4 separate regions of the Mus musculus genome follow, and regions 1, 3 and 4 are each linked to region 2. The links are chromatin loops, found by intact Hi-C in ENCODE. Cell type or tissue: heart. All regions are shown on one strand. Region 1 has its middle 14 kb from the start of Gm46898. Region 2 holds the start of Zfp978 (zinc finger protein 978). Region 3 has its middle 28 kb from the start of Gm13212. Region 4 holds the start of Zfp982 (zinc finger protein 982).

Region 1 (8,000 bases), 300 kb after region 2:
GGACACAGTACAGGCTGAGCATCCCTTGATCCAAAATAGTTGGGGCCATAAGTGATTCAGACTTGAGAATGTGTGCATGTATTCCTTAAAGTCTTATGTCAGACCCAAATCTAAGTGCAAAACGTGTTCACACTTCCTTATTCACATACACTTTGCAGTACAGTCTGCAGGTAACTGTACCTGCATTTTTACTGTGATGTGTCACAGAAGGCCACTTGTACAATATTCAACATTTTATTACTCCAAATGTTTCAGACTATGGAATACTTCAGTTTTGGGACTTTTGGATTTGGGGTTCATACTTGCATTGTTTCTGTGTTCTTGGGAGTAGAAGGGCATGTTCAAGAGAACCCCGTTTAATGCTCGCTCCCATCACAGCTGCCACTCTGCAAGGCCTGCAACCTACATACTCCTCTGCAAGGCTCAGTCTTTGAATAGTTCAGGTCAGGTGGACAATTTTAGAGGCCATATCTAATAACCCCTGTAAGTGTGGACTCTTTCCTTGACCAAGAGTCGCCCAGAGTAGATCTCGTTGGGGCAGCATTATCCAAAGTGTATTTCTAGACCAGCACTAATTGACAAACTTATGGTGATTATTACTGGGTATTAATTGCAAATCCACAGACATTATCCTAATCCTATTAAATCAGAATCCTGGAGAGCGGTTTCTTAAATCAGTATTTTCCTTATGGCTCTGTGAGGGGTGGTGCTGCTGTACTTGAACCAGGGTTGTGAGGATGTCTTCCTACTGACCTACACCCTGCTGATGAGCTAATATACCCTGAGAATTGACATTTACTAAGGCTCACCACATGTAACTATTGATAAATACTTGTTTCTATCAGTAGTTCTCAACCAGGATCAATTGTGCTTCTTATGTAAGATTCTTAAATAAAACACACTTTTTAAACATAATAATTATAATCTAAGACTCAGGTTCCATTTGTATCTGTTTATAATCCCCTCCCCGCCATGCAAGCAATCCTAATTAAATACAATGGGACACATATACACCACACACGCGTGCACGCACACACACACACATACACACAAAAATAACCAGAAGGGGGAAGACAAAATTTAGTGGAGAGTGGGAGTAAAGGAGGATAATGAGGAGAAAGATAAAAAAGTATATTTTATATGTGTGTGTGTTCAAAATTGAAAAATAAAAAGAATCACTATAGAAAAATAAAAACGAAAAACTTCCAATATATGCTCCTCAGAGGGCTCTCAGCCTCTGCATGGACTTAGTGCTGAGTATTGGGCGTAAGGCATGCTTTGGCCCCCTAAGTTTCTGCTTCCCTGTGTATGTCATGAAGATCTCAGTCCCATGATTATTGTGCTCTTGCCATAGAGTACAACAACGGGTCAGAGAAGTCTGGTTACCTCTCATCCCTCTAGCTTACCCTGGAAATTGTACCACATTCTCTCTAACAGTGAAGCTGTACCTGCTGGCCTTTGAGGTCACTGCTGTCGCCCTGAGGTTAGGGTATCCATTTCCATGTCAATCACACCTACCATTCTGTCTGACCTACAGAGTTCTTCAGATCTAAGTCATCTATTATTATGTCTTCTTTGTGTCTGGCTCACCAAAGCATTTATTAGATGTGAGCCATAGCTACCAGTTTTAAAATATGTATGTATGTATGTATGTGTGTGTGTGTATGTATGTATGTATGTATGTATGTATGTATGTATGTATGTATGTATATATGTGTCTGTCCAAGTGTATGCATTCTTATTGTAAGTACACACATTTGTCTACATACATGAAGGCCAGAAGAGAGAGTCAACATACCCACCTTTATTACCCTGTGCCTACTTCTTTGAGCCAGGGCCTCTGCCTGAATGTGAAACTCATTTCCTTGGTAGGATGGATGCAATCCCCAGTCATTCTCTTGTCTCTGGCCCGTCTCAGAGTGGGGGTTACAGGCATACATGAGACGTCCAACTTGTAACATAGATGCTACAATTCAAACTCTGACTTTCATGATTACACAGCAAGCACTCTTAACAGCTAAGCCAGTTCTCTAGTTCCAGTCTATTCATTTTTAAACATTTATTTGGTTAGGGGTTCATGCAATGATACTATAGAGCGTGTGTAGAGGTCAGAGAACAACTTGGAGAAGTTGATTCTCCCCTTCCACCATATGGGTCCTAGTGATTGATCTTTGGTCGTTGTGCTTAACAGCAAGTGTCTTTAGCTTCTATGCCACCTGCTGACTCTCATCAGTGAATTTTTAATGTACTGATGGAAGTATTATCCCAGAGAGTCAAGTTGAAGATGGACATGCCCCATCCCCTAGCTGAACATAATGGGCCCATTATTTCTGTAAATGTTGCTATCTTTTGTCAAAATTTTCTTAGAGATTTTCTGATTTTTCAATTGCAGACTCTAGAATGTTATTAGCTATCCTTTTCAAACTGTTACTGCCACCTTCATTATTCCACCAACATGCTATATTCTAAATCCTTGGGGTCTAATTCCTTGGGAATTGTGCTCTCATCAATGACTTTGATTTAATTTCTTTGGGTGATTGGGATTCTAAGGCTGGCCTTAAACTTGCTGTTTGCTGTTCATCTGACTCAGCCTCCTTAGTGGTGGGATTACAGATACGAGAGGCCATACTTAGCTTTGATGATTACAACCCCCAGGAGCCACACATCCCCAGCTCTTCCTAAGTGGACAGCTCCTAAAGCAGCATGGTTTTAGGATGAGATCGCTCCCTCTGGAGGAGGCCAAGTTACTGTCTCTGATCGTTAGTCCAGATATCTATCTATTGCTGCCTACAAAACCATCTCACATTTAAGTCAGCAATTTATTACTAATCTCTTTGTTTGAGTAGAGTGGGTTTGAAAGAGAACCCAAGGACAAGACTAGAGAGCTGATGGAATTTGAGGGGATTTTTGAAGAGTGTTGTTGTAAAAGAGTTCAGAGCAATAGAACAATTGGAAGGAAATGTGGGATTAAGAGAAGGACTGAAAAAACTGAAAATAAAAAAAAAGAGAGAACGACTGGAGATGGGGTAAATAAATACCAGCATGTTTATGCTGTGCCAAGTGATCCGGAAGACTTCATATTTATAAGATGACACAGAGGAGAAAGAGGAAAGGGCTGTCACTGAGCAAGGAAAGAAATGGAATTTGATACAAAGCAGCTGCTCTGGTCTTTACTTAGAAAGGTAGACTGCTCCTCTCATTACAATAAGGTGGGCACTGCCAGTAATCTCAAAGTTCCCCTTTGCTTCAATTTTCTCAGTAAAGCAGGAAATGATATTATCACTCGAGAATGATACACACATGTGCATGGGGGGAGGGCGAATATGATTGGGAGAATGAATGAATGAATGAATGAATGAATGAATCAGATGACTATTGAAATAGAAAAATAAGGACAATGACAGGAGTGGTGTGACACATAGCAAGAATTTCTCTTTCTCCCTCTTCCCCCTCCCTCCCCCCCCAGAGAGAGAGAGAGAGAGAGAGACTGCAAAAGGCTGAGGCTAGCCACCATACAGTATCAGCTGGATACCAATGAGACATCAGAATTCTTGACCCTGAATTTAAAATCAGATGAGTCATTATTTTTTATGTTTTCCCCAGTTTCATGCAGGATGGAAAAAAAATAGAGAAGTTAGAGTTAGTGGGTTTTGTCTAGAGTCTGCCTAGGTAAAAGAGGGAGTTTAGGTGCTCTCAGAGGTGTGAATACAACAAAAGATTGTGGACTTTCAGCAGGCGTGGGAACATGAGAACTAAAGAAGACCACATAGGATGCAGCACAGTGAGGGAGTGGTGTGCAGCTTCTTGAGGGGTCTCGAGGAAGAATTGGGTTACTAATGGTGACTTGAAAGGGAGAGAAATTGGGGTGGCAACCCCCAAGACATTACCTGGGAGAACTTTGCAGAAGCAGGGAAGAGTGTTGGGAAGGTCATCTGTGTACTGAGTTACTGAGATCTGAGACAAAAGGCATGCTGGACAGTGTCAAAGATGGCAGTGGTGGTGAGACTCCGATAGTGACAACGTTTAAGGATGTGGAATTCAAAGCTGAGGTTCAGTGAGGACTGTTAGATGGTCCAATTTGGAATGTTAATAGTTTGTGTTACTTTCCCCTCTAGGAATAAGCAATATCAGAATGTGAATGTCCTAATGCTTTTAGGAAAACTTGTTTGTGTAAAGATGTTTCATGCTTTAATCACCAGAGGGTGCCAGAGTCAAGCAAATGATTTTTCTTCTCTTCATATGTGTATACAATATAGGTTGAGTATATACATACTCTACTGGGCCCCCCTCCAGCCCCTTGAGAACTCACCCCCAGCACATTTTCCCCTCAACTTCATGAAATAAACACACACATACACACAAGCGCACAAACACACACTTCTGAAACAAATATCCAATAAGTGCTGCTTGTATGTATTTGGGTACTTTTAGTTTTCATCTGTAGCTGAGATAATCTTCAAGTAGTGGAAGGAGGCACTATTTATATTGGAGAGGGGAAGTGTGTAAGTGAGAATTTGCCACATAAACTAGGACATGTGTTCTTCTCTCCATACAAATCTCCAACTTCTTATATTTTTGTTTGTGAACCTAGTCTTTAGTGGCTCGGCCATCTCTTCGGCTCCAAAGCTCTAATTCCTATAATTAAAATGAAAACAGGAGAAAGTGGACAAACTGGCCTTCACCTTGATGGTGGGGAAACCCTCTCCTCTTTACTCCACCTCCCTAACTATCTTTACTGCACACTTCATGTTTCCCTTTGATATAATGAGACAATGTTTCAAATAAGAGAATTGTTGCATTCAGAAAAGTAGGTAGGGCTTCCAAAACTAGCCTGAAGTATTCTTTAAATTCTAACAGCTTTGGTTTTTGTCTTCTATGGCAATTCTTCTGAACTTGTCTTAGTTTTAGATAAGCCTTCCATGCTAAGTACATTAAAACCCATATGTCCAGACCCCTTTGGAGTGGTGGGGGGTGAGGGAGGGTCCTGCCTGGCACTTCTGTAGGTCAGAGGACAACTCTAAGGTATAGATTCTCCTCCTTCCACCTTGTGAGATCCACAGATCAAACTCAGATTGCAAGTCCTGTGATTGTTTGCCTCTACTGGCTGAGTTATCTCAAGACTCGAAAATGATTTTTCTATTTAAGTATTTCTATTAAATTTTTTATCTTTTAATTAGCCAAAACATTCTCATTCTCTTTCTGTGTCTCTATTCCTCTGTCTGTCTCTGACTGTCTGTCTCTGTCTGTCTGTCTGTCTGTCTCTGTCTCTCTCTCTCTCTGTCTCTCTCTCTCGCCTGAATAAGGAGAAAGCAAGCTAGGCATCAGCACCCATCTCTTTCTGCTTCCTGGATGCAGATGCAGTGTGAACTGCGGTCAAATGTCCCGGCTGCCAGAATTGCCTCTCTATAGTGCAATATGCCCTCAAGCTCAGAGACAAATAAACCCTTTCTTCCTAGTTTCCTTTGTTAAAGTATTTTTTCACCATATAAGAGAAGTAGCTAATACATATTTTTTATTTCAAGCAGAGGATATTTAGTTTGTATGTGATTTAACATTTTAAACATTTGAAGACCTTCACACGGTGTCACTTATGAGCAGTGTTTAGATTTTCAGAACAGACATGTTTCAGAAATAAAGGACTTATCACCAAGGCAGAAACGCAGGCAACCCTTTCAGTCTTCTTAAAACCCAGGCAAAAAGGCATGTATAATTAGTGAAAATAGCAAATACCAGAAGTTACTGTTTTGCCCTTAAGTTATCTGTGGCAAAGCTGTACTGCTATATTCTCTCATCTTCTCCTTCTCCCTCTCCTCCTCTACCTTCCCCACTCTCCTGCCCCCACTGCATGAGAACACTTGCCATTTGCTTGAGTAAACTAGCTTTGCTTACACTTTTACTTTATTTTTATTTTCACTTTATTTTATTATGCAAGAACACTATGGTACTGGAAACACAAATACCCTGTGGCCCACAGTCTTTCCACAGAATTGGTCAGTATGTGTATCATTTGTTTCTTTCCACATCCTTAATTTTGCTCTTTCTTTTCTGTAAGGTCTGCCTTTATTTGTTACTTGACCTTTTTCCCTTACAAGTTTTAATATTCTTTCTTTGTTTTATGCATTTGATGTTTTAATTATTATGTGACAGGAGGAACTTCTTTTCTGGTCCAATCTATTTGGAGTTCTGTAGGCTTCTTGTATGTTCATCGGCATCTCTTTCTTTAGGTTAGAAAACTTTTCTTCTATAATTTTATTGAAGATACTTATTGGCTCTTTTAGTTGGGAATCTTCCCTCTCTTCTATACTTATTATCCTTAGGTTTAGTCTTCTCATTGTGTCCTGGATTTCCTGGATGTTTTGGGTTAGGAGCTGTTTGCATTTTGCATTGTCTCTGACTGTTGTGTCAATGTTTTCTATGGTATCTTCTGCACCTGAGATTCTCTCTTCTATCTCTTGCATTCTGTTGGTGATGCTTGCATCTATGACACCTGATCTCTTTCCTAGGTTTTCTAACTCCAGGGTTGTCTCCCCTTTGTGCTTTCTTTATTTTTCTATTTTCATTTTTAGATCCTGGATGGTTTTGTTCATTTCCTTCGTGTGTTTGGTTGTGTTTTTCTGTAATTCTTTAAGGGATTTTTGTGTTTCCTCTTTAAGGGCTTCTAGCTGTTTACCCATGTTCTCCTGTATTTCTTTAAGGGAGTTATCTATGTCCTTCTTAAAGTCCTCTCTCCCCATCATGAGAAGTAATTTTAGATCAGAATCTTGCCTTTCCAGTGTGATGGTGTATCCAGGACTAGCTATGGAGGGAGAATTGGGTTCTAATGATGCCGAGTAACTTTGGTTTCTGTTGCTTATACTTTGAGATTTTTAAATTGACTCCAGACTCTTTAAAATAAAGGTTTAGCTCAAAGAACAGAAAAGAAAACAATGTCTGTTTTCTTCTGCAGCTTTGATAGGTTAAATTTGTAGCTACGCTTGTTTCACCAATCGTATTTAAATTTGGTAGAGTGGAGGAGTTTGTATAGAAGTAAGTTTGATAACAAGTCCCAAGTTGTTGCAGTATGTGCCCGTTAAATGCAAAATATGATTGCAAGTTCCATGAAATCAGGAAGATAAGTTGGGCTTGAACGATGCTGGTGGGTCACTGAAGGTGGGCTTAGCTTTCTCACGGTTGCTGCCTCCTTGGCCAGAAGCTCTTTGCTTTTTCCTGAGGCACAGCCAGTAGCAGGGACACAAAAGGAAATGTCCAAAGAGTCCCTGGAGTTCCCTTTTCTTCAGCTCGCACTGGCAGGAAACCCGAAAACCTTCTCACTTCTCTAAAGTATAATTACCAAAGACATTTCAATTTGATTTTTTTAAAAATCATTTAAAAGTCTTCACAAAACACCAGCAGGGTACAATGTTTGACTTCACCAACATGTACATTTTCCCAATGGCTATCTGAATTCATGACTCTCAAACGCTTTATTTGGTAAAGTCAAGATTCTAATCTTAAAGATTAAATGATATTTATGCCAATTATATTTCTAGTTATAGTTTCTTTTCTCTCTTCAAACAGAAGAGACCAAACTTTCAGCCACTCTTCCTAAATGCACACTGATTCCAATCCAGTTGCTGTTAAAAATAACTAAAAATATAAGTAACACATACACACACACTAATTTTAAAAACTACACCTCTTCTGCTTGCAAAAAGATAATATTATCTTTTGCTTATGTTCAGCAGTCTCATCATTCCTCCCCTACAATGTTCATGGGGACCCAGAGTCTGCTAAGAATATTCTTTCCTCACAGCTGACTATAGAGTTCCAAGTCTACAACCAGCCTATATACCTAAGGTTAAAAGATTATCATGAAACAAAAATTGGAAAGCTTGTAAAATCCAGAGAGTCAGAATGTCTGATGTGAGATTGTGTTTACTACATGTTATAGCAGTGGTTATCAACCTGTTGGTCACGACCTCTTTGGGGGCAATCCTTTCACAGATGTTGCCTAAAGCCAT
Region 2 (8,000 bases):
AGCAGGGCGCGGGGGAAAGGGATAGGGGATTTTCACAGGGGGAACTAGGAAAGGAGATAACATTTAAAATGTAAATAAAGAAAATATCTAATAAAAAAAGAATAAATACAAGAAAGGAGAAAGAAATTGAAGAATATCTCAGAAAATTGAAAGATCTCTGATGTTCATGGATTGGCAGAATTTACATAGTAAAAATGGCCATCCCACCAAAGGCAATCTATAGATTCAATGTAATCCCCATCAAAATCCTAACACATTTCTTCAAATATATGGAAAGAGCAGTTCTCAAAATCATTTGGAAAGGTGAAAAATCCAGAATGGCAAAAACAATTCTTAACAATAAAGCATTCAAATGTAACCATTAGGATTTACTTTTGAGAATGGACACATGCCATTGATATTTGTCACTTAGTATAAATTTTCTGATAGTTCCATACATTTTCTTGCCAATTTTCTCATTTCAGTTTTCTTTGTAGATAAATACAATTCCACTTGGAAGTGCATTACTTTTTCATTAGCCATGTTTCATTTGATAGATCCCAATTCTGGCTGGTCATTGCACCTCCTTTCCTTCAGTCTCTTCTCTATTTTTGTCTCTTCTGTTCTTTTACAGAAACTATTTTGGGTCAGAATCTTTGACTGTTGGATGGCAATCCCGTCTGTCCACTTGATGCTGTTTTTCTACTGGAGATGGACTCTTTGAGTTTCCTCTACCCACTGTACAGTATTTCATCTAAGGTCTCTCCCTTTGATTTTTGAGATTCTCTCACCTCCAAGGTCTTCAGAACACCCTAGAGGCTCCTTTCTGGCTACAGGAGATGGCCTCTTAAGAAATCATATCCCCAAAGAAGTGAGTCACAGCTAAAGTCACCTCCACTGATTCTTGGGGGCTTCCTTATACTTCCTTATAGTCTCTGTCTCATCCTGAACATGCCCCACACCTCCTCACCATAGTCAGGTGCAGATTTCCATTCATTTTCATGGACATCTGGCCATCTCTTCTGTCTTTCCGAACACCTGATTATGAATTGCCCTCCCCAACCCCTCTCCATCCCAGCTCCCTTCCTCCATCTTCCTCATATGACTATTTTATCCCTCCTTCTAAGTGAGATTCAAACTTCTTCCCTTGGTCCTTCCTTCTTGTTTAGTTTCTCTGGGTCTATGGAATGTAACATTTTACTTGTATTTTTTGGCTAATATCCACTTTTAAGTGAGTATATGTCATCCATGTTGTTTTTGGACTAAGTTAGCTCACTCAGGACGATATTCTCAAGTTATATCCATTTACCTGCAAAATTCGTGATGTCTTGGTTATTAGTAGCTGAATAGTATTCCATTGTGTAAATGTACCACATTCTCCTTATCTACTCTTCAGTGAGAGACATCTTTTCAGTTTCTGCCTATTATGAATAAAGCTTCTATGATCATAGTGTAGCAAGTGTTTTGTGGGATATTGGAGCATCATTTGGGTATATGCCCATTAGTGGTATAGCTGGGTCTTTAGGTAGAACTTCTTCCGTTTTTCTGCAAACACACACACACACACACACACACACACACAATTGATTTTCCAAGTGGTTGAATAAATTTTCACTTGCACCAACAATGAAAGAGTTGTTCCCCTTGCTCCACATCCTCAGCAGCATATTCTAACTTTTTTTATCTTAGCCATTCTGATGGGTATAAGATGGAGGATGAAAAGGACTTGCTTTTGACAAAAATGTCAAACCCAGACAATGGAAAAAGAAAGTATCTTCAAAAAATGGTGCTGACTTAATTGAATGTCAGCATTTGGAAGAATGTAAATAGATACATATCTGCCACCATGCACAAAATTCAAATCCAAGGGAATCAAAGACCTTAATATAAAGCTGAATACACTAAGTCTAAGGGAAAAGAATGTGGGGAATAGTCTTAAACTCATGGGTATAGGAGACAACTTTCTGAACAGAACACCAATGGCTCAAGGCTGTAAGACAAACTATTAATAAGTGGGAACCTTTCAAGCTGAAAGGCTTCTGTAAGGCAAATATATTGTAAATAAGACAAAACAACAGATAACAGAATGGGAAAGACCTTCACCAACCCTACATATGACAGTGGGTTACTATCCAAAATATATAAAGTACTCAAGAAGTCGGCCACCAACAAACCAAATAACCCAATTTTTAAAATGTGATACAGAGCTAAACAGAATTCTCAACAGAGGTACAACAGTGCACCCATGAGGAAGACCCAGCTCTGCTGTGCTCATGCCATTGGGATTACCTCACTTGCAAGCCCCATATGCAGGGACAGCTCTACTGTGCTGTGAGATGCAGGGCCTGCTGTCTCAGCTGCTAGAAAGGTGAGGATCACAATCAGCTCTGCTGCTCTCATGACTCCCTTGAAGCCAACTCATTTGCCCCCAGCTAGTATCAAGGGACAGTCTCCTGCCACCTTCTGATCCACCTTCCCTTTATCTGCTCAGTTATCAGCTCTCCTGTATTTTACAAATTTAGGTGGGGAGCTGGTTTACAAGAAATCACCTGAGTGCAGACTCATTCCTTGTTCACAACCACTCACAGGAGAATGGAATTAACATCAAATATAATTAGCTCTGGGGCTATTCATAACATTTCCTCCTTTCTGTCCAATTAAAAGACTATTTTATCTCAGATATAATTGAACATAACTATTATTATTTTGTAATTTATAAAGTACTAGAGACCTAACACCCAGTCCACCATCTTTGTTAATTAAACAGAACCTCTGTCATGGATCTTTACTTAAAAGACTTATAATTCTACATCTGGATATATCTTGGCTTTATATTGAATGCCATCTTAAAACCATCCTCTCAGAACTGTTCCTCTCAAAGTAAAAAACCTGGGTTGGCTAGTAGACTGCAGTTTTTCAACCCCATCAGAAATCCAAGAATGACTGATATTAACTGAAAATATAAAGAAAGCCTAACACAGCTTCCAAAACTTAGTCAATTTACAGAGATCACGGATCACTTGGACAGTCCCTTACTTCAACATGTTGGAGCATTGGTATTCAGCTTATTGCCCAGAGTCATCTGACAGACTTAGAGAAACAGAAATATTTTTTTAATATTTTTATTAGATATTTTCCCCATTTACATTTCCAATGCTATCTCAAAAGCCCCCTATACCCTCCCCCTGAGAAACAGAAATATTAAGGAGTAGCTTACTAAGGGGACCCACTTAGCCAACTCAGGTAGCTTACTAGAAAGCTCACTTGAGGAACCGATCCTGATTAAGGGGCCGGAGGCGGGTCCTGGGCACTAGCGGTTCCGACCCCGCCCTCCGTGCCGCACCCGAGTGGCCCCCAGCCGAGCGGGCCCCCACTTCTCGGCCCGACCCAGACCCTTCTGCGCCTCCCTTGGCCATTGTCCGGCTCCAGGAGGCCGGCCCCGCGGCCCCCCGGCGGCCTCCGGTGCTCGGGCCCGCGTCAGCCTCCTGGCTCCATACGCGAGCTCGGGGATCTGTGGCCTCCGTAGTCCCCCTCCCCAGCCCGCCCTGTTGTGGAGCCCGGCGGGGCGGCGGCTGCAAGGGGGGGAGGGGCGGGGGAAAGGGGTTGCTGCGCTCAGGAGAGGCCCTGGCTCCGCCCCGGGCCTGCCCAAGGGGAGAGCGGAGCGGTCAGCAGCCGGGTCGGGTCGGGGCCCCGCCCGAGAGGAGAGTGGAGCGGCAGCGGTGGCAGAAATGATGGAAGAACTGCATAGCCTGGACCCACGAAGGCAGGAATTACTAGAGGCCAGGTTCACTGGAGTTGGTGTAAGTAAGGGACCACTCAACAGTGTGTCTTCTAACCAGAGTTTGTGCAGCGTGGGGTCCTTGAGTGATAAAGAAGTAGAGACTCCTGAGAAAAAGCAGAATGACCAGCGAAATCGGAAAAGGAAAGCTGAGCCATATGACACTAGCCAAGGGAAAGGCACTTCTAGGGGGACATAAACTTAGTGATTCCTTTGAGTTTGCTGGGGGAAGCTGGCCAGGAACCAGCCCTGGCAGAAGTGTTCCACCAGATGCATGATCCTCATATCAACATTCCTTATCCAATCCCTTACTGCTTCAAGTAGAACCGCCTCTGTATGGTTTAGATGGCAGTGCAGCAAAGGAGGCCTCAGAAGAGCAGTCTGCTCTGCCCACCCTCATGTCAGTGATGTTAGCAAAACTGCGACTTGACACAGAGCAGTTGGCACCACAGGGAGCTGGCCTCTGCTTCACTTTCATCTCTGCTCAACAAAACAGTCCTTCTTCTATGGGTTCCAGTGTTTGAAAGTGACCTGTGATTGTGGAAGCTGCAATGATGATACTTTCTTTTTGTTGTTTTGTTGTTCTTTTTTTTATTTGTTTGTTTCTTTGGTTTTTTTTTTTTTGTTGTTGTTGTTGTTGTTTTTTTGAGTCAGGGTTTCTCTGTATAGCCCTGGCTGTCCTGGAACTCACTTTGTAGACCAGGCTGGCCTCGGACTCAGAAATTCCCCTGCCTCTGCCTCCCAAGTGCTGGGATTGAAGTCATGGGCCACCATTCCCAGCGGTGATAATGTCTTTTCTCCATCACATGTTTATTAGTGCGTGAAGTGTTCAGAGGATTGGCACACCATCACAGAGCTTAGATTACTATTGCATCCATACACCTTTGACATCTCTGGCCTATGGAGACCCTTTGAGAATGGATCTTGCCTATATGCGTCTATGTTTCCCTGCCTTCAGAGGTATGATTCTTGGGATTTTTGTGAATCACCCAGCACCTTCCATCTGGAAAGCCAGTAGGCACCCTCTCATCTGCATTCTGCCCATTTCTCTCATCTTCTCTTTCCTTGGCTTCATGATATTCACAGGCCATTCAAACTCAGTCATTTTTATCGTGAGGCAAACCATGTTCATAGGTTCATAGACTGGGATTTTTTTTTTTTCCCTAAACTTTTGGCCAAGTAGATCTTGGTTCTGGATTTCACAGTGGTTTTGTTTTTTGTTTGTTTGTTTGTTTGTTTTGAGACAGGGTTTCTCTTTATAGCCCTGGCTGTCCTGGACCTTACTTTGTAGACCAGGCTGGCCTCAAACTCAGAAATCTGCCTGCCTCTGCCTCCTGAGTGCTGGGATTAAAAGGCGTGCGCCAACATGCCTGGCTCAGAGTGTTCTTTTACTGAAATTTATTCACAGCATGAACATCATCATTAATAGTTCATGTGTAGGCATTAGTACTTGTATCTCACAAATTATAGTCTCAAATTTCTGGTCTTTTCTGCATTTTTCTGTGAAACATTTTGCTGGCTTCTGGTAAAGTATATCCTCTATAGGTCATTATAAATGAAAGACATCAAAAAGCTAAAATTCCAAAGGGAAGAAATTTTGTGCTCAAAACTGAGTTTATTAGTCAGAATGAAAGACTATGATTGATGTTTACTGGTTAAGTGATACAAGCATGGTGGTCTCTGCAAACACTAGGTCTGGTAGAATAACAATCCATGAGACCAAAAGAAATCTAGTTCAATACCACTCTATAAATATTTCTACACTGGTTGTGGGTGTTTTGTGTGTTATTGCCAATGAAATTCTAGCAGCACTCAGGGAAAATCTTTCCCAGTGAATATGTGAACAGTTCTGAAGTAAAAGGTCTCCTGACAGTCAGAAGCCATGATATACCACAATGTCCCATGGAACAATTAACCACACACAAGAAATTTATTGGGAAAACACTACAGGGAGGCTGCCTCTGTTCAGGTGAGAAGCCCAAGAGAAATGAGTGGGAGGCAGGCTTTTCATAGTTTAATTTTTTGGGGTGGGTGTGGCGGAAGGATTTTCAGAATTGGAAATAGCTCTGGTTGGAGATTGCCTGGATTTTATGTTCTGAATTTGAGTAAACTAAGGAGTTTCTGAGTTATTAAAACTGGGAAGTAAACTATAAGTTTTCCCGGTAGACTCAGTTGCCAATGCTGAGTGAAACTTCAAGATTCTGATCTCAGGGTTGTTTATTTTAGGAACAAGTAAGCACAGTATAATTTTGGAAAGAAATTTTTTGGTAATAGTTGTCTCAATTGTATGTATACAATGCAAATAAATGTGTGGCTACCTCAAAGGTTTTTTGCAAAGTACATGTGAGTCTTTCTTTAAAGTTGGATTCTAAAACTAAAGAGCCTAGAGGAGGATCAAGCATACAGTGTAGAGGACACCAAGCTGTAAAGTACATGTCCTATATCCCCCAAGGATGGTTTGTACTGATGGAGAAACAATGATCTAGGATGATTGTCTGGGACAACTTAATAGTCTGGGACTTTCAGGTTTGGTTTGGCACTACATCTACCACAGGTCACCAAGCTGCTTACTACATCCATTCCTTTACTTCTGGTTAAAAAAAAAAAAAGTGTACTTCTCTTGCACTGAAGAGAAAGCGCTGTGGTTTTACATCCCTGGTTAACTTAGTGCTTATTCTTGACCATAATTTCCTTTTGCCCTCTACAGAAAAATATATTTTATGGTTGTTTCTGGTTCATAGGATGTTAATGTTGTGTTAGTGTAAATGGAAAGACAGTCAAAAGATGTTTTCTAGAATATAAAATATGTTGTTGAGATATACAAAGTGTGATTACATTGCTTGACTCTATAGACATGAAACTTGCAAATGCTGCTAGCATAATCCCAGCAATCAGAACACTGTGGCAGGTGTATTCCTCTTGATTTGAGGTCAGACTACTCTACATCAAAGTGACATTCCAACCTGTGGGCCCCAATTGCCTCTTCTGTCCTGCTTGGATTCTCCAAGTGTATTGAGGTGGATTTCCTAACCTTTTCAGTGGGTGTGTCTGTATTTTCAAATTTTTATTGGCAGAGAACTGAGTGCTAGCAGGATCTTGATATTGTCATTTCTATGGCCCATCACCAGCTTTACATTTGTAAATACTCCTCCCACCCCTGCTGAGATACTTGAATGGCAAGCAGCTCTCTAAGCCTTGAGGCAATCCAGAGAAGTTCTGGTGATGTTTCACACATGATTGCTTGTAAGAAAAAACCTGACATCCAATTCCTGGGACAAGAATTGGAGGGCCGAATTTCTGGATATTAAAAGAGATGTAGAGAGGAGAATGCAGATGGAGATTTAGTGGGAGACAGAGAAGATAACAGATAGATGAGAACGGAGCGGGAGAGAGGTTAAGAGGTATCTATGTATGAGGTCATAGGCTTGAATTGTCTTAAATCTAAATGATAGCTGGGAGACTGCTCCAATGAAAGTTTTATGCTTTATAGTATATAGAAACCTTTTCATTACTTATAACACTGGTGTGTCCACAAACACTCCCAGTACACTCATGACCAAGCACCCTTGTGTATATAGATATATAACATTTTACCAGAGTGCTTTTGGTATTTAAGTCAAATTAGACATTGATTGGTTATTCCCAGTAAATTCATGACATCATTGCCCTAAGCATATTTTGCTGAAAGGAAAAATTATAGATCAACGTCTTTTTGGTTGGTTCTGTGTATATATTTCACTTTGTGTACCTTTCAAAGCACCTTCCATAAAGAGGACAATGGAACATAAGAGTCAATGTTCTTGCAGGCACCAGTTTGCCCTTTTCATATACAGTGTTTTGTGTCAGCCCTGTCTTTAGCAATGAAGACTTATTGTCAGTTTGTTAAAAGCAACCCCTTTTGTTGTCAGTGGCCAGCAGTCTTTGGATATTTTTATGAAACCACTTTGGCTAGCAACTTTCTTGATGTAACACAGTGGAAAAGACAAGATCAACTGGAACTCCATCTCTTTCAGAATTCAGAGATTTCATTTGAAACACCTTCATACACTTATAAGCTGGTACTTAAAAAAAATTTATTTTTTGTTTTGTTTTGTGAACATCTTACTAAGACTACATCCAGCAGGACTCCATGGAGTCTTGCTCCATGGTGCTTTCCTATGCATTGGCAGAACTGTACGTGTGACAATGTATTATATAAAACATCTTACCTTGTAATAGATGGGGAATTTTCCTGGACCTTACA
Region 3 (8,000 bases), 1.6 Mb before region 2:
TTATCGCCAGATAGTCAGAAAGTACTGCTTTTTCAAACCCGTTCTCTCATGTGTAAATCATCTCTAGCACACACAAGCACCTATGAGAATTACCTTCGCTTCTCTAGATTTTCACATAGCTCTAAACACATATAAAAAAACACACAAAACAGCCGGCCATGGTGGCGCCCGCCTTTAATCCCAGCACTTGGGAGGCAGAGGCAGGCGGATTTCTGAGTTCGAGGCCAGCCTGGTCTACAAAGTGAATTCCAGGACATCCAGGGCTATATAGAGAAACCCTGGCTCGAAAAACAAAAAAACAAAACACACACAAAAAAGACCACAAAACAAAAACCAACAGATCTAGACACACGTGACCCTTTTGTGTCCTCCACAAGCAGGCCAGCTTCAACAACAGAACTCGGTCCCTCTGATCGATCTCCGGAAACTACCAGACAGCCCTGGCTCTCCCAACTTCCCAGGGCATCCCCCAGGGTGGCAGCCTGTAGGTCCTCTTAGTAAGTCTGCGGACCACAGTCCTCCGGTCCTTAAGGCCTGAGAGGACAGCTGCAAACAGAAAGCACGCGTTTCAGAAAACATCATCATCTACAAACCCAAAGACATCTTTGTCCACTTCCACTGGGACAACCAAAACCAGAGAAATGACCCAGAGGTCTCTGAATCAGATGGGTGGTTCACGACAAGAGGGTAACAATTTCACTACCGACCAACAGATGGGACGAAGGTCCCTACATATGGGACAAAGGTCCCTACAGATGGGCCCTACAGGTGGGACAAAGGTTCCTACAGATGGGACAAAGGTGCCATGAAGTCATCTCTGCTACTGGGTGACTCCTGGGGAGAGGTGAACAATGTCTAGACAGCCCACAGAGAGTACCACCACAGACCAAAGACACCCTCCCACCAAGGTATGACTCAGTGGATCAGGGAGTGTGTGGGGTTACTTGGCAGAGCAGTGACTCAAAAGCTGCTTCAGCATAGAAAACCCCACCCCAGGGCAAGTGAGGATTCCTAAAGGCTACATGCCTGGAGCTTTCTTCTGGACTTGCAGGGGGCTCAGCACAGCATGAAGGCTAATTCTGATTGTCTAGTTGGTTGGATCTGAAATTAACTATGAGACAAACCTCTGTGTGGGTCTATAGAGGTGTTTCTAGGGTGGGTGAAGATTCCCAGAGGAGACAGAAGTTAAAGGAAAATACACTGCTATTTGTTTGCCTACCTTCATTCCTTGCTGGTAAGTGTGCCTGTCTCATTTCTTTGAGAAGCCCAGTTTCTTCAGCCTTTCAATATGGGCTGAAGCCCAGAGACTCTCCAGGAATGCCCAAGGCCTTCAACACCATATTGGAACTGCTAAGTCATCCAGCTCATGGATAGAGGAACCACTGGGTCCATATCATGGAAGTCAATGCAACCAGTCTTCCTTATGATATGTATTCTGTCTCAGATCCTCTCCTAAAGGACCCTGACTAACACATGTGTTACTGTGTGAACTCCTGGAGGGTGGGTGTTCCTGTCTCTGTCTCCCATGTAGGGAGCTGGTATGACTGGCTGGAACCTCCATCTGTGAACTTCTCTGATGCTCCCTTCTGGAGCAACAAATGCCACTATCCTTGAATCAGACAAGGCAGTATGACATGACAGAGTAGGCAGCTGCCCTTTAAGATGCAATTTCAGCTACTGCAGAAGGAACACAACTCCACTTCCCACAGCTCCCATACCTACACCTCCCACACCAAAACCTCCCACAACTTCCACTCCTATATCTCTCATGTCTTTACCACCCACACCTTTACCTCCCACACCTTGGTGACCTCCTACAGTCACTTTGGTTACAGAGCAAGAGGTCAGGTTCCATTTGCAAATCTGACCTGCTTGCTCTTCACCTTAGTGTCCCCAGACTGGAAATGCTGGTGACAGCTACTCTAACTCACTCTCTGTAATATGAGAAGGTGGTACTCAGGGTCCCTGCTCCTTGCCTACAACCTCCTCCTCCTCCTCCCCTCCTCTTCCTCCTTTACTTCCTTCTCCTCTCCTACCTCTTCCTCCCTATGTTTCTCCATCCTCCTTTTAACCCAAAAGAGGTGGATGACTTACAAAGGGCAAATGAGTCAGAGATAGGGAAGCAGAAAAAGAGAATGATTTTACTAAGTTATTATTCAGAGGTGCTTTCTGAGACAGAGAATAAGAGCAACCCTATCATTCACACAGCAGATACCTGGGCAGGAGATCTGTGGTGTCAGCCAACAGCCATTGCATGAGCAAGTAGGCCAGGAGCCTCAGGCTACCAGCTAGCCACCACAGAGGAGACTGCTGTGTACACACAAAAAAGGGACATTTAGCCCAATGGTCATAGAGGACACTGAGGTGGGATGGAAGCATGACCTCATCTGAGAGGATGGAGCCCTAACACTCTGTTATCCAGCTGTGACTCTGCAAGGCGAGTGCATCCTTGATGGGTGGATATAAATTGAGAGAGCATGTGAGATTTTTTTTCTGCTTATATTTTTATTTCATACTTTAAACTTTACTTTATCCTAATTTTGATGTATAGGTTTTCACTGAATATTAAGTTGTGATTTTAATCTCCTTGAGGACAAGTTGTTCTTCATGTACATACAAATTCTCTGCAGAGTCCTGTAAATATATAAACAGATCTTCTCCCAGAAAAACATCAGTCATTTTTATTATCCTGTTAATAGGTCTTTATTTTATTAGGGGCTAGAAAAGTTTAAAAAATTGACTTATTTATTGTTATATAAAGTATTATAAGGAGATCAATAATTATAATTTTACTTTTTTAAAAAGATTTATTTATTTATTATATGTAAGTACACTGTAGCTGTCTTCAGACACTCCAGAAGAGGGCATCAGATCTTGTTACAGATGGTTGTGAGCCACTATGTGGTTGCTGGGATTTGAACTCCAGACCTTCGGAAGAGCAGTCGGGTGCTCTTACCCACTGAGCCATCTCACCAGCCCTACTTTGTAATTTAGATGTCTATATCTTTTAAGGTTTGATGAGCTCATTCTACAATAGCCTGTCCCTGTGAATTATAGGAGATGTCAGTGGAATATGAGAAACTAAGAGTCAAACACCAATTTTAATACGCCTTTTAAGTTTAATATGCCTTTTAAGTATTTTCTGATTTTGAGGCCTTGGCATTATAAACTAATAAAACAAATACTGTATCATATCTTTGAAGGTTTCCCCAGGTTAGGCAAAGGTATAAATAACAATGAGAATTCAGCATATATACATACAGGAATAAAAGCAAACTTTCCCAAAGACAGGACATGTGTAACATTTGTCTGTTTTAAATCCCAGGGATATAGGCTCATCAGGGGTTAAATACCCAAGCTGAGCTAACAGATTTGCAGGAATGCAGGAGCAGTTTTCTGAGTGCAGTGGTGATTTGTAATGTAAGATCTTGCTATGTTATCTTCATAGGAAAAGCAACAAGCTTTTGTTAAGAAATTAAACTAAGCCAGGCATGGTGGCGCACGCCTTTAATCCCAGCACTAGGGAGGCAGAGGCAGGTGGATTTCTGAGTTTGAGGCCAGCCTCGTCTACAGAGTGAGTTCCAGGACAGCCAGGGCTATACAGAGAAACCCTGTCTTGAAACCCCCCCCCCCAAAAAAAAGAAATTAAACTAATCCTTACCTTCATATATCTGATCAGGAAGCACAGAATGACCTTGCACATGTCCAGTAGAGAAAAGATAATTTCTAATCTGAAGTAAGACTTGTAATTCTGAAAGTTGGGGTTCTGAAAATTGTAAAATATCTGTTCCACAGGTTTTAAAAGGGGGCTTGTCCTTCATATTTAAAAGACAATGTATCTCAGATGCCTAGTGTTCAGGAAGTTGTATTGGGAGAGTATTTGAGGTACCTCCTTAAGCTGCAGCTGCTGTGCCTTACTCCCAGAACATTCAGCAGCTTTCACCTTCAAGGTCAGTGGAGCTGTTGGGATGGGAAATGGGCAGGAGCAGAGCAGGGGTGTGGAGCAGGGGTGCAGTTTCTCCTGCCACACTCACAATTCTGTTGTGGGTATCTTACCATTTTTAGGAAGTTTGAGATTCTATGAACCTGGGGGTTTTGGTGATGCTTGAATTAATTGTATACTTGCCAGAATATTTTTCTAAATAACCTCTTCGATCCTTGGCAGCCTCTGTAGTTTGTACACAGGAGTTCTCTTTGATAAAGCCTCAATAAAGCTCCTTGAACTCAAATTCTCCCATGTTTCTTAACTCCCCTGTTTCTCTGTTTGCTACTTCATTTCCCTTTTAACAGGGGACTGAATAGACATTCCAAAAGAGCTTTGTAGATATTAGTTATATGAGGGACCATTGCAGATTTCACCGAATTAGAAAATGTAGGTTATAAAGCACCATCAAATGGCTGTAAATATTAACATTTACTGAGTAAAGTTACAATCTCCATTAATTTTACACTGAGGTATATGCAGGTTTTGATGTAAATACAGCATTCAAAATGTGTCTTCATAGGATTAAGTATTAATGTTACACCTTAGGTTTGAATGAAAAACAAAGACAAGATTGCTGCAAAGTATGGCTGAAGAGAAGATATATTGTTGGTTCTGTTAAACCAGAGAATCGCCAGAGAAAAATGAATTCCACCATGTGGGTAAGCTTTATTAGATATTACATCCTGACTAAGAGATGGACTTGGGTCACATGCTACAGGGGGTTGTATAGGCTATGAGGATTTATCATTTTCCTAAGACTTGCAACCTGCAGCATTCCAAGAAGTTACCTGTTTCTTGGGCTGGTGGTGCTTAGAGGTTATAATATATGCCAGAGGACCAGGCACAAACCTATACAGGCCCTGTGTTTATTGCTTTTTTCTCTGTAAATTCACATGAACCTGGTTCATTTGATTCAGATAGCCTTTTCTCCTTGGGTCCTCTAACACATCTGGCTATTTCATTCTTTCTCACATGCAGTTGCCTGACCTATTTTGGGGTAGGTTTGATTTAAAGGTCTGTGACAAGGACTCTTGTCTTTACTTAACATCTGTGGGTAGGTTTCTGCATCTCTTCCTGTCTGATGCAGGAGGAAGCTTCTTGGATGGTGACAGAATAAGACACTGGTCTTGAGTATAACAGAATATCATTGGGGATCACATCGTTGATATTTTTCCTTGAGTGGTAGTGTTTGTTTTTCCCCTGGGTGTTTATTTTATCTACTGTGTGGTTCCTAGCTACTCATGCAGAATTGGTTATGAGTTTCAGCTTACAGAGTAGGATTTACGTCAAAAGAGACATTGGTTAGCTTTTCTTACATGGTTTGTGCCATCATTCCCCTAGCATATCTGGCAGGTAGACAAGATTTTAGCCAAAGGTTTTGAGGCTAGGTTGCTTTTCACATTTCTCTTTTGTTAGCCTGTTTAGCAACTTCACATACCAAAGAAAATATTATATAGGCAGGAAGGTTCACCTTCTCTGTGTCCAGTGAGTTCTCTGAATGATATGCTTGGTAATAGAGAACTGCTCTCAATTTTAACAGAGCAAAGAGTTATCTTAGCAACTGCCTAGGTTGCTTAGGGATCTAAGGGACCCACTTAGCCAACAACTCAATTGAATAAAACTCAGGTAGTGTACTAGAAAGCTCATTTGAAGCAAATACCATGTCAGTTGGGACTGCTTCACCCCCATTAGTAGGTCACTGAATATTGATTGTCTTTATAGCATTTAGGAAGTATATACCACTATAGGCTTCCATATCATCACTCAAATACCCCTCTAATTTCCAACTGTCTCTCAGCATTTTCTTCTTCAACCTTAACTTCCCTCCTACTTTCTACCTCATTTTCCCATTCACATCTCCATCTGCCTCCAGTCGATCCATGAAATCTATTTTATTTACCTGCACCAGGGAATCTGTGTGCCACTGTGTGCCACTGTGTGCTCTGAAGTCAACTCTTCTATACTTAATATCTCTAAATACAATGGGCTTATCCAGTTCATTATTTTAGCATTGGCTAATATCCACACATAAGTGAATATATTCCATATTTCTCCACCTGTGTCTGGCTTACCTTCATAGATAATTTTTTTCTAGGTACATCTATTTGTCTGAACATTTTAATATGGATGAATATCTATCTATCTATCTATCTATCTATCTATCTATTTATCTATCTATCTTTCATCAAAGTAATGAACAGCTGATATAAATTATCAGCTGTCTCTCTAAAAACAGAGAAGTCAGAACTGAGTTCCACATCTAGAGTAAGTTGCCTCAGTTGCTGTGGGAATGCTAGAACAACAGCTGCAGGGCTTTCCCCGTGTCTCAGATTCTTCACTCCCTCCAGGTATCCAATGGTACCTATGAAAGGGGAAAGGAAATTGTTAAACTCCGTAACCACACAAATGTCACAACAACCTTATCACTACTGATGTTAGCTACTGTACATCACAGTCTCTAATACTAGCAACAGTATCAAGACCAGATCTCAAACACCTGTTCCCATTGATCCTTCCTGTCCTGACTGGCTAGCATACGGCCTGTGCTCCACTGAAATTATATCGATAGGAAACAGGAATCCATTCTTCATTAAACTGAGCTTTCAAAAGCAGTCACACACCTTCTTAGCAAGTGTCTTGTGATGGTGCTGGAGGATCCTGGCTTTCATGTTCTGCACAGGAAGCTGACATAGATTATTTTTCCTGGGCTGCCAGGATCTTATGGATTCTTTTCTATGGGTGCTCTGAATTAGTTTGTGGTCCACCACCCAACAATTAATCCTCCCTCTTCCTGCTTTCAACCTGTCTATCTGAACCATGCTCTGCCTCACCCCATTTCACAACTAATTTTTGTTTATTGCAAGATTACACTTCTGTATGTCCAGATGTCCTGACACAAAAATGTCCACTTTCTGCCCCAGGTTCTCGTGAGCTGGCTTGGTATATTGACCAGACAGTTTTGGCAAATCTTTTCAAACAGGCCATAGATCTTCAGGTGTTCTACTTTGACAGCAATGAGCTATTCGTCTTCCAGAGTCAGTAGAACTGTGATTGACTGGAAGGCATACCCCATTCAATTATCCAAAATATTCAAAGAAATGTGTTTTTCTAGCAACATTAATAACATAGCAACATTTACACATAGGTAAATAAAATTTATACATATACGTCTTTAGTTTTTAATCAGTGAAGAGGATGGACATTTTGAATTAGAATTGTTGCTGTACCACAGTGACTTCAGTTACACCCTCAGCTGCAAAGGATGTGGATGTTGAAAAGCATCTCCCACCTGTGTCTGAAAGGGTCCTGTGACTGTGGAAGCTACAATGATGATACTTTTCTCCTCCTCCTCCTCCTGCTGCTGCTGCTGCTCTTCCTCCTCCTCCTTCTTTTTTTCTGTTTTGTTTTTGGTTTTTTTGTTGTTGTTTGTTTTTTTGAGATAGGGTTTCTCTATGTAGCCTTGGCAATCCTGGAACTCACTCTGTAGACCAGGTTGACCTTGAACTCAGAAATTCACCTGCCTCTGCCTCCCAAGTGTTGGGATTACAGGCATGGGCCACCACTCCCTGTGATGATACTTTCTTTTCTCTATGGCATGTATATTAGTGTGTGAAGTGTTCAGAGGCCTGGTACACCATCACAGAGCATAGATTACTACTGAGTCGATACACCTGTGACATCTCTGGCCTATGGAGACCATTTGAGAATGGCTATTACCTGTGAAATCTATGTTTCCCTGCCTTCAGAGGTCTGATTCTTGGGATTTTTGTGAATCACCCAGCACCTTCCATTTGGAAAACCAGTAACCACACTCTCACCTACATTCTGTGCATTTCACTCATCTTCTCTTTCTTTGGCTCCATGATATTCACAGGCCATTCACACTCAGTCAGTTTTATAGTGAAGCAAACCATGTTCGTAGGTGCATAGACTAGGATATTTTTTCCCAAACTTTTGGCCAAATTGACCGTGGTTCTCAATTTCAGAGTGTTCTTTTACTGAAATTTATTCACAC
Region 4 (8,000 bases), 320 kb after region 2:
AGAATCAACAAGATTGATAAATCCCTAGCCAAACTATCTAAACAGGCCCATACTGCACAAGGAAATAGAAGAAGTTATTAAAATCCTCCCACCCCAGAGGCAGTATCCAAATTACCAAAATCAGAAATGAAAAGGGAGACATAACAGAAATGGAGGCAATTCAAAAAAAAATCTTCAGATCCTATTATAAAAGCCTATACTCACCAAAACTAGAAAATCTAGATGAAATGGGTGGTGTTCTAGACAGATGACACATACCAAAGTTAAATCAAGGGCAGGTAAACTATCTAAACAGGCCCATACTGCACAAGGAAATACAAGTCATTAAAATCCTCCCACCCCAAAAAAGCCCAGGGTTAGATGGATTCAGTACAAAATTCTATTAGACCTTCAAAGAAGACCTGATACCAATTTTCTCAAACTATTTCATAAATCAGAAAGAGAAGGAACACTACCTAACTCATTTTATGAAGCCACAATTACTCTGACACGTAAACCACACAAGGACCTAACTAAAAAAGAGAACTTTATAACAATCTTGCTTATGATTATCAATGCAAAAATACTCAATAAAATTCTTGCAACTGAATCCAAGAACATATCAAAACCATCATTCAACATGATCATGTAGGCTTCATCCCAGGGATGCAAGGTTGTTTCAATATACGAAAATCCATCAATGTAATCCACTATGTAAACAAACTCAAAGAAAAAAAATCACATTATCATCTCCTTATATGCAGAAAAAGCATTTGACAAAATACAATACCCCTTCATGTTAAAAGTATGGGAGATATCAGGAATTCAAGGCCCATACCTAAACAGAGTAAAAGCAATTTACTGTAAACCAACAGCCAATATCAAATTAAATAGAGACATACTTGAAGCAAACCCACTGAAATTGGGGATAAGATATAGATGTCCACTCTCCCCATACCTATTCAATATAGTATTTGACGTGTTAGCTAGAATAATAACACAACAAAAAGAGATCAAGAGAATACAAATTGACAAAGAAGAAATAAGGTTATCACTAATGGCATATGATATGATAGTATACATAAGCGACCCCAACATTTATATCAGAGAACTCCCCCAGCTGATAACTCACTTCAGCAAAGTGGCTGTGTATAAAATTAACTCAAATAAATCAGTAGCCTTCCTTTATACAAATGATAAACAGACTGAGAAAGAAATTAGGGGAACAACTCCTTTCACAATAGCTACAAATAATATAAATTATCTTGCAGAAACTCTAACCAAACAAATGAAAGACCTGTATGACAGTAACTTCAAGTCTCTCAAGAAAGAAATTGAAGGTTCTATGCCCTAGTATAGGGGAATACCAGGGCCAGGAATGGGAGTGGGTGGGTTGGGGAGCAGGGGGAGGGGGAAAGGGATAGGGGATTTTCGCAGGGGGAACTAGGAAAGGAGATAACATTTAAAATGTAAATAAAGAAAATATCTAATAAAAAAGAATAAATACAAAAAAGGAGAAAGAAATTGAAGAATATCTCAGAAAATTGAGAGATCTCTGATGTTCATGGATTGGCAGAATTAACATAGTAAAAATGGCTATCCTACCAAAGGCAATCTATAGATTCAATGTAATCCCCATCAAAATCCTAACACATTCCTTCAAATGTATGGAAAGAGCAGTTCTCAAAATCATTTGGAAAGGTGAAAAATCCAGAATGGCAAAAACGATTCTTAACAATAAATCATTCAAATGTAACCATTAGGATTTACTTTTGAGAATGGACACATGCCATTGATATTTGTCACTTAGTATAAATTTTCTGATAGTTCCATACATTTTCTTGCCAATTTTCTCATTTCAGTTTTCTTTGTAGCTAAATACAATTCCACTTGGAAGTGCATTACTTTTTCATAAGCCATGTTTCATTTGATAGATCCCAATTCTGGCTGGTCATTGCACCTCCTTTCCCTCACTCTCTTCTCTATTTTTGTCTCTTCTGTTCTTTTACAGAAACTACTTTGGGTCAGAATCTTTGACTGTTGGATGGCAATCCCGTCTGTCCACTTGATGCTGTCTTTTTACTGGAGATGGACTATTTGAGTTTCCTCTACCCATTGTACAGTATTTCATCTAAGGTCTCTCCCTTTGATTTTTGAGATTCTCTCACCTCCAAGGTCTTCAGAATACCCTAGAGGCTCCTTTCTGGCTACAGGAGATGGCCTCTTAAGAAATCATATCCCCAAAGAAGTGAGTCACAGCTAAAGTCACCTCCACTGATTCTTGGGGGCCTTCCTTATACTAGGTCTCTGTCTCATCCTGAACATGCCCCACACCTCCTCACCATAGTCAGTTGCAGATTTCCATTCATTTTCATGGACATCTGGCCATCTCTTCTGTCTTTCCGAACACCTGATTATGAATTGCCCTCCCCAACCCCTCTCCATCCCAGCACCCTTCCTCCATCTTCCTCTTATGACTATTTTATTCCTCCTTCTAAGTGAGATTCAAACTTCTTCCCTTGGTCATTCCTTCTTGTTTAGTTTCTTTGGTTTTATGGAATGTAACATCTTACCTGTATTTTTTGGCTAATATCCACTTTTAAGTGAGTACATGTCATCCATGTTGTTTTTGGACTAAGTTACCTCACTCAGGATGATATTCTCAAGTTACATCCATTTACCTGCAAAATTCGTGATGTCTTGGTATTAATAGCTGAATAGAATTCCATTGTGTAGATGTACCACATTCTCCTTATCTACTCTTCAGTGAGAGACATCTTTCCAGTTTCTGCCTATTATGAATAAGGCTTCTATGAACATAGTGTAGCAAGTGTTTTGTGGGATATTGGAGCATCATTTGGGTATATGCTCATTAGTGGTATAGCTGGGTCTTTAGGTAGAACTTCTTCCGTTTTTCTGCGAACACACACACACACACACACACACACACAATTTATTTTTCCAAGTGGTTGAATAAGTTTCACTGCCACCAGCAATGAAAGAGTTGTTCCCCTTGCTCCACATCCTCAGCAGCATATTCTAACTTTTTTTTATCTTAGCAATTCTGATGGGTGTAAGATGGAGCCTGAAAAGGACTTGCTTTTGACAAAAATGTCAAACCCAAACAATGGAAAAAGAAAGTATCTTCAAAAAATGGTGCTGACTTAATTGAATGTCAGCATGTAGAAGAATGTAAATAGATACATATCTGCCACCATGCACAAAATTCAAATCCAAGGGGATCAAAGACCTTAATATAAAGCTGGATACACTAAGTCTAATGGAAAAGAACGTGGGGAATAATCTTGAACTCATGGGTATAGGAGACAACTTTCTGAACAGAACACCAATGGCTCAGGTTGTAAGACAAACTATTAATAAGTGGGAACCTTTGAAGCTGAAAGGCTTCTGTAAGGCAAATATATTGTAAATAAGACAAAACAACAGATAACAGAATGGGAAAAGACCTTCACCAACCCTACATATGACAGTGGGCTACTATCCAAAATATATAAAGTACCCGAGAAGTCAGCCACCAACAAACCAAATAATCAATTTTAAAAATGTGATACAGAGCTAAACAGAATTCTCAACAGAGGTACAACAGTGCACCCACGAGGAAGACCCAGCTCTGCTGTGCTCATGCCATTGAGATTACGTCACTTGCAAGCCCCATATGCAGGGACAGCTCTACTGTGCTGTGAGATGCAGGGCCTGCTGTCTCAGCTGCTAGGAAGGTGAGGATCACAATCAGCTCTGCTGCTCTCATGACTCCCTTGAAGCCAACTCATCTGCCCCCAGCTAGTATCAAGGGACAGTCTCCTGCCACCTTCTGATCCACCTTCCCTTTATCTGCCCAGTTATCAGCTCTCCTTTATTTTACAAATTTAGGTGGGGAGCTGGTTTACAAGAAATCACCTGAGTCAGACTCATTCCTTGTTCACAAATCACAGGAGAATGGAATTAACATCAAATATAATTAGCTCTGGGGCTATTCATAACATTTCCTCCTTTCTGTCCAATTAAAAGACTATTTTATCTCAGATATAATTGAACATAACTATTATTATTTTGTAATTTATAAAGTACTAGAGACCTAACACCCAGTCCATCATCTTTGTTAATTAAACAGAACCTCTGTCATGTATCTTTACTTAAAAGACTTATAATTCTACATCTGCATATATCTTGGCTTTATATTGAATGCCATCTTAAAACCATCCTCTCAGAACTGTTCCTCTCAAAGAAAAAAACCTGGGTTGGCTAGGAGACTACGCAGTTTTTCAACCCCATCAGAAATCCAAGAATGACTGATATTAACTGAAAATATAAAGAAAGCCTAACACAGCTTCCAAAACTTAGCCAATTTACAGAGATCACGGATCACTTGGACAGTCCCTTACTTCAACATGTTGGAGCACTGGTATTCAGCTTATTGCCCCGGGGTCATCTGACAGACTTAGAGAAACAGAAATATTTTTTAATATTTTTTATTAGATATTTTCCCCATTTTCATTTCCAATGCTATCTCAAAAGTCCCCCATACCCTCCCCCCGAGAAACAGAAATATTAAGGAGTAGCTTACTAAGGGGACCCACTTAGCCAACTCAGGTAGCTTACTAGAAAGCTCACTTGAGGAGTGGATCTGGATTAAGGGGCCGGAGGCGGGTCCTGGGCACTAACGGTTTCGACCCCGCACCCCGCCCTCCGCGCCGCACCCGAGTGGCCCCCAGTCGAGCGGGCCCCCACTTCTCGGCCCGACCCAGACCCTTCTGCGCCTCCCTTGGCCTTTGTCCGGCTCCAGGAGGCCGGCCCCGCGCCCCCTGGCAGCCGCCGGTGCCCGAGCACGCATCAGCCTCCTGGCTACATACGCGAGCTCGGGGAATCTGTGGCCTCCGTGACCCCTCTCCCCAGCCCGCCTTGTTGTGGAGCCCGGCGGGGCGGCGACTGCCAGGGCCGGGTTTGCGGCGCTCAGGAGAGGCCCCGGCTCCGCCCCGGGCCTGCACAGGGGGAGAGCGGAGCGGTCAGCAGCCGGGTCGGGTCGGGGCCCCTCCCGAGAGGAGAGTGAAGCGGCAGCGGCGGCAGAAAAGATGGAAGAACTGCATAGCCTGGACCCACGAAGGCAGGAATTACTAGAGGCCAGGTTCACTGGAGTTGGTGTAAGTAAGGGACCACTCAACAGTGTGTCTTCCAACCAGAGTTTGTGCAGCGTGGGGTCCTTGAGTGATAAAGAAGTAGAGACTCCTGAGAAAAAGCAGAATGACCTGCGAAATCGGAAAAGGAAAGCTGAGCCATATGACACTAGCAAGGGAAAGGCACTTCTAGGGGGACATAAACTTAGTGATTCCTTTGAGTTTGCTGGGGGAAGCGGGCCAGGAACCAGCCCTGGCAGAAGTGTTCCACCAGATGCATGATCCTCACGGCAACATTCCTTATCCAATCCCTTACCGCTTCGAGTAGAACCGCCTCTGTATGGTTTAGATGGCAGTGCAGCAAAGGAGGCCTCAGAAGAGCAGTCTGCTCTGCCCACCCTCATGTCAGTGATGTTAGCAAAACTGCGACTTGACACAGAGCAGTTGGCACCACAGGGAGCTGGCCTCTGCTTCACTTTCATCTCTGCTCAACAAAACAGTCCTTCTTCTATGGGTTCCAGTGTTTGAAAGTGACCTGTGATTGTGGAAGCTGCAATGAGGATACTGTCTTTTTGTTGTTGTTTTGTTGTTCTTTGTTTGTTTGTTTGGTTTTTTTTTGTTTGTTTGTTTCTTTGGGTTTTTTTTGTTTTTTTGAGACAGGGTTTCTCTGTATAGCCCTGGCTGTCCTGGAATTCACTTTGTAGACCAGGCTGGCCTTGGACTCATAAATTCCCCTGCCTCTGCCTCCCAAGTGCTGGGATTGAAGGCGTGGGCCACCATTCCCAGCGGTGATAATGTCTTTTCTCCATCACATGTTTATTAGTGCGTGAAGTGTTCAGAGGATTGGCACACCATCACAGAGCATAGATTACTATTGCATCCATACACCTTTGACATCTCTGGCCTATGGAGACCCTTTGAGAATGGATCTGGCCTATATGCATCTATGTTTCCCTGCCTTCAGAGGTCTGATTCTTGGGATTTTTGTGACTCACCCAGCACCTTCCATCTGGAAAGCCAGTAAGCACTCTCTCATCTACATTCTGCCCATTTCTCTCATCTTCTCTTTCCTTGGCTTCATAATATTCACAGGCCATTCAAACTCAGTTATTTTTATCGTGAGGCAAACCATGTTCATAGGTTCATAGACTGGGATTTTTTTCCCTAAACTTTTGGCCAAGTAGATCTTGGTTCTGGATTTCAGAGTGGTTTTGTTTTTTGTTTTTGTTTTTTGTTTTTTGTTGTTGTAGTTTTGTTTTGTTTTTTGAGACAGGGTTTCTCTTTATAGCCCTGGCTATCTTGGACCTTACTTTGTAGACCAGGCTGGCCTCAAACTCAGAAATCCGCCTGCCTCTGCCTCCCAAGTGCTGGGATTAAAGGCGTGTGCCACCATGCCCGGCTGAGTCTTTCTTTAAAGTTGGATTCTGAAACTAAAGAGCCTAGAGGAGGATCAAGCATACTGTGTAAACGACACCAAGCTGTAAGGTACATGTCCTATATCCCCCAAGTATGGTTTGTACTGATGGAGAAACAATGATCTAGGATGATTGTCTGGGACAATTTAATAGTCTGGGACTTCCAGGTGTGGTCTGCCACTACAATCTACCACAGGTCACCAAACTGCTTACTACATCCATTCTTTTACTTCTGGTTTAAAAAAAAAGTGTACTTCTCTTGCACTGAAGAGAAAACGCTGTGGTTTTACATCCCTGGTTAACTTAGAGCTTATTCTTGACCATAATTTCCTTTTGCCCTCTACAGAAAAAATATATTTTATGGTTGTTTCTGGTTCGTAGGATGTTAATGTTGTGTTAGTGTAAATGGAAAGACAGTCAAAAGATGTTTTCTAGAATATAAATTATGTTGTGGAGATATACAAAGTGTGATTACATTGCTTGACTCTATAGACATAAAACTTGCAAGTGCTGCTGGCATAATCCCAGCAATCAGAACATTGTGGCAGGTGTATTCCTCTTCATTTGAGGTCAGACTACTCTACATCAAAGTGACATTCCAACCTGTGGTCCCCAATTTCCTCTTCTGGCCTGCTTGGATTCTCCACATGTATGGAGGTGAATTTCCTAACCTTTTCAGTGGGTGTGTCTGTATTTTCAAATTTTTATTGGCAGAGAACTAGCAGGATCTTGATATTGTCATTTCTATGGCCCTTCACCAGCTTTACATTTGTAAATACTCCTCCCACCCCTGCTGAGATACTTGAATGGCAAGCAGCTCTCTAAGCCTTGAGGCAATCCAGAGAAGTTCTGGTGATGTTTTACACCTGATTGCTTCTAAGAAAAAAACCTGACATCCAATTCCTGGGACAAGAATTGGAGGGTGGAATTTCTGGATATTAAAAGAGATGTAGAGAGGAGAATGCAGATGTAGGAGATTTAGTGGGAGACAGAGAAGATAACAGATAGATGAGAACGACGCAGGAGAGAGGTTAAGAGGTATCTATGTATGAGGTCATAGGCTTGAATTGTCTTAATTCTAAATGATAGCTGGGAGACTGCTCCAATGAAAGTTTTATGCTTTACACTATATAGAAACCTTTTTAACTATTTATAACACTGGTGTGTCCACAAACACTCCCAGTATACTCATGTCCACACACACTTGTGTATATAGATATATAACATTTAACCAGAGTGCTTTTGGTATTTAAGTCAAATTAGACATTGATTGGTTATTCCCAGTAAATTCATGACATCATTGCCCTAAGCCTATTTTGCTGGAAGGAAAAATTATAGATCAACGTCTATTTTGGTTGGTTCTGTGTATATATTTCACCTTGTGTACGTTTCAAAGCACCTTCCATAAGGAGGACACTGGAACATAAGAGTCAATGTTCTTGGCACCAGTTTGACCTTTTCATATACAGTGTTT

The links. Peaks named below come from ENCODE experiments on the same cell type or tissue, not always from the same donor. Only the 100,000 strongest peaks of a DNase experiment are listed, where the experiment ranks them.
Region 1: it touches region 2 in a loop (2.9-fold over the local background); 27 of 42 quality-filtered maps call a loop at or near these places.
Region 3: a loop joins it to region 2, with 8 times the contacts of the local background. A loop is called at or near these places in 12 of 42 quality-filtered maps.
Region 4: it touches region 2 in a loop (25-fold over the local background); 26 of 42 quality-filtered maps call a loop at or near these places.

Annotation. Positions count from the first base shown.
Region 1 is chr4:147,421,924-147,429,923 of GRCm38, forward strand. No RefSeq gene overlaps it. Among named protein-coding and RNA genes, the nearest start is that of Gm46898, 14 kb to the left of the region's middle. In heart, a CTCF peak has its summit at 4,207 (motif pointing right); DNase peaks (open chromatin) are centred at 1,448, 1,858 and 3,848.
Region 2 is chr4:147,121,549-147,129,548 of GRCm38, forward strand. It overlaps Zfp978 (zinc finger protein 978), which reads left to right and starts at 3,334. Exons shown (of 5, transcript NM_001378742.1): 1 at 3,334-3,779. It also overlaps the pseudogene Vmn2r-ps18. In heart, no CTCF peak of the experiment used is centred here; DNase peaks (open chromatin) are centred at 3,403 and 3,493; H3K4me3 peaks cover 815 bases; H3K27ac peaks cover 588 bases.
Region 3 is chr4:145,552,915-145,560,914 of GRCm38, forward strand. It overlaps the pseudogene Gm21978. Among named protein-coding and RNA genes, the nearest start is that of Gm13212, 28 kb to the right of the region's middle. In heart, no CTCF peak of the experiment used is centred here; no DNase peak of the experiment used is centred here.
Region 4 is chr4:147,438,402-147,446,401 of GRCm38, forward strand. Zfp982 (zinc finger protein 982) reads left to right here and starts at 4,713. Exons shown (of 5, transcript NM_001371348.1): 1 at 4,713-5,138. It also overlaps the pseudogene Gm13161 and the pseudogene Vmn2r-ps19. In heart, no CTCF peak of the experiment used is centred here; DNase peaks (open chromatin) are centred at 4,950 and 5,350; H3K4me3 peaks cover 778 bases; H3K27ac peaks cover 621 bases.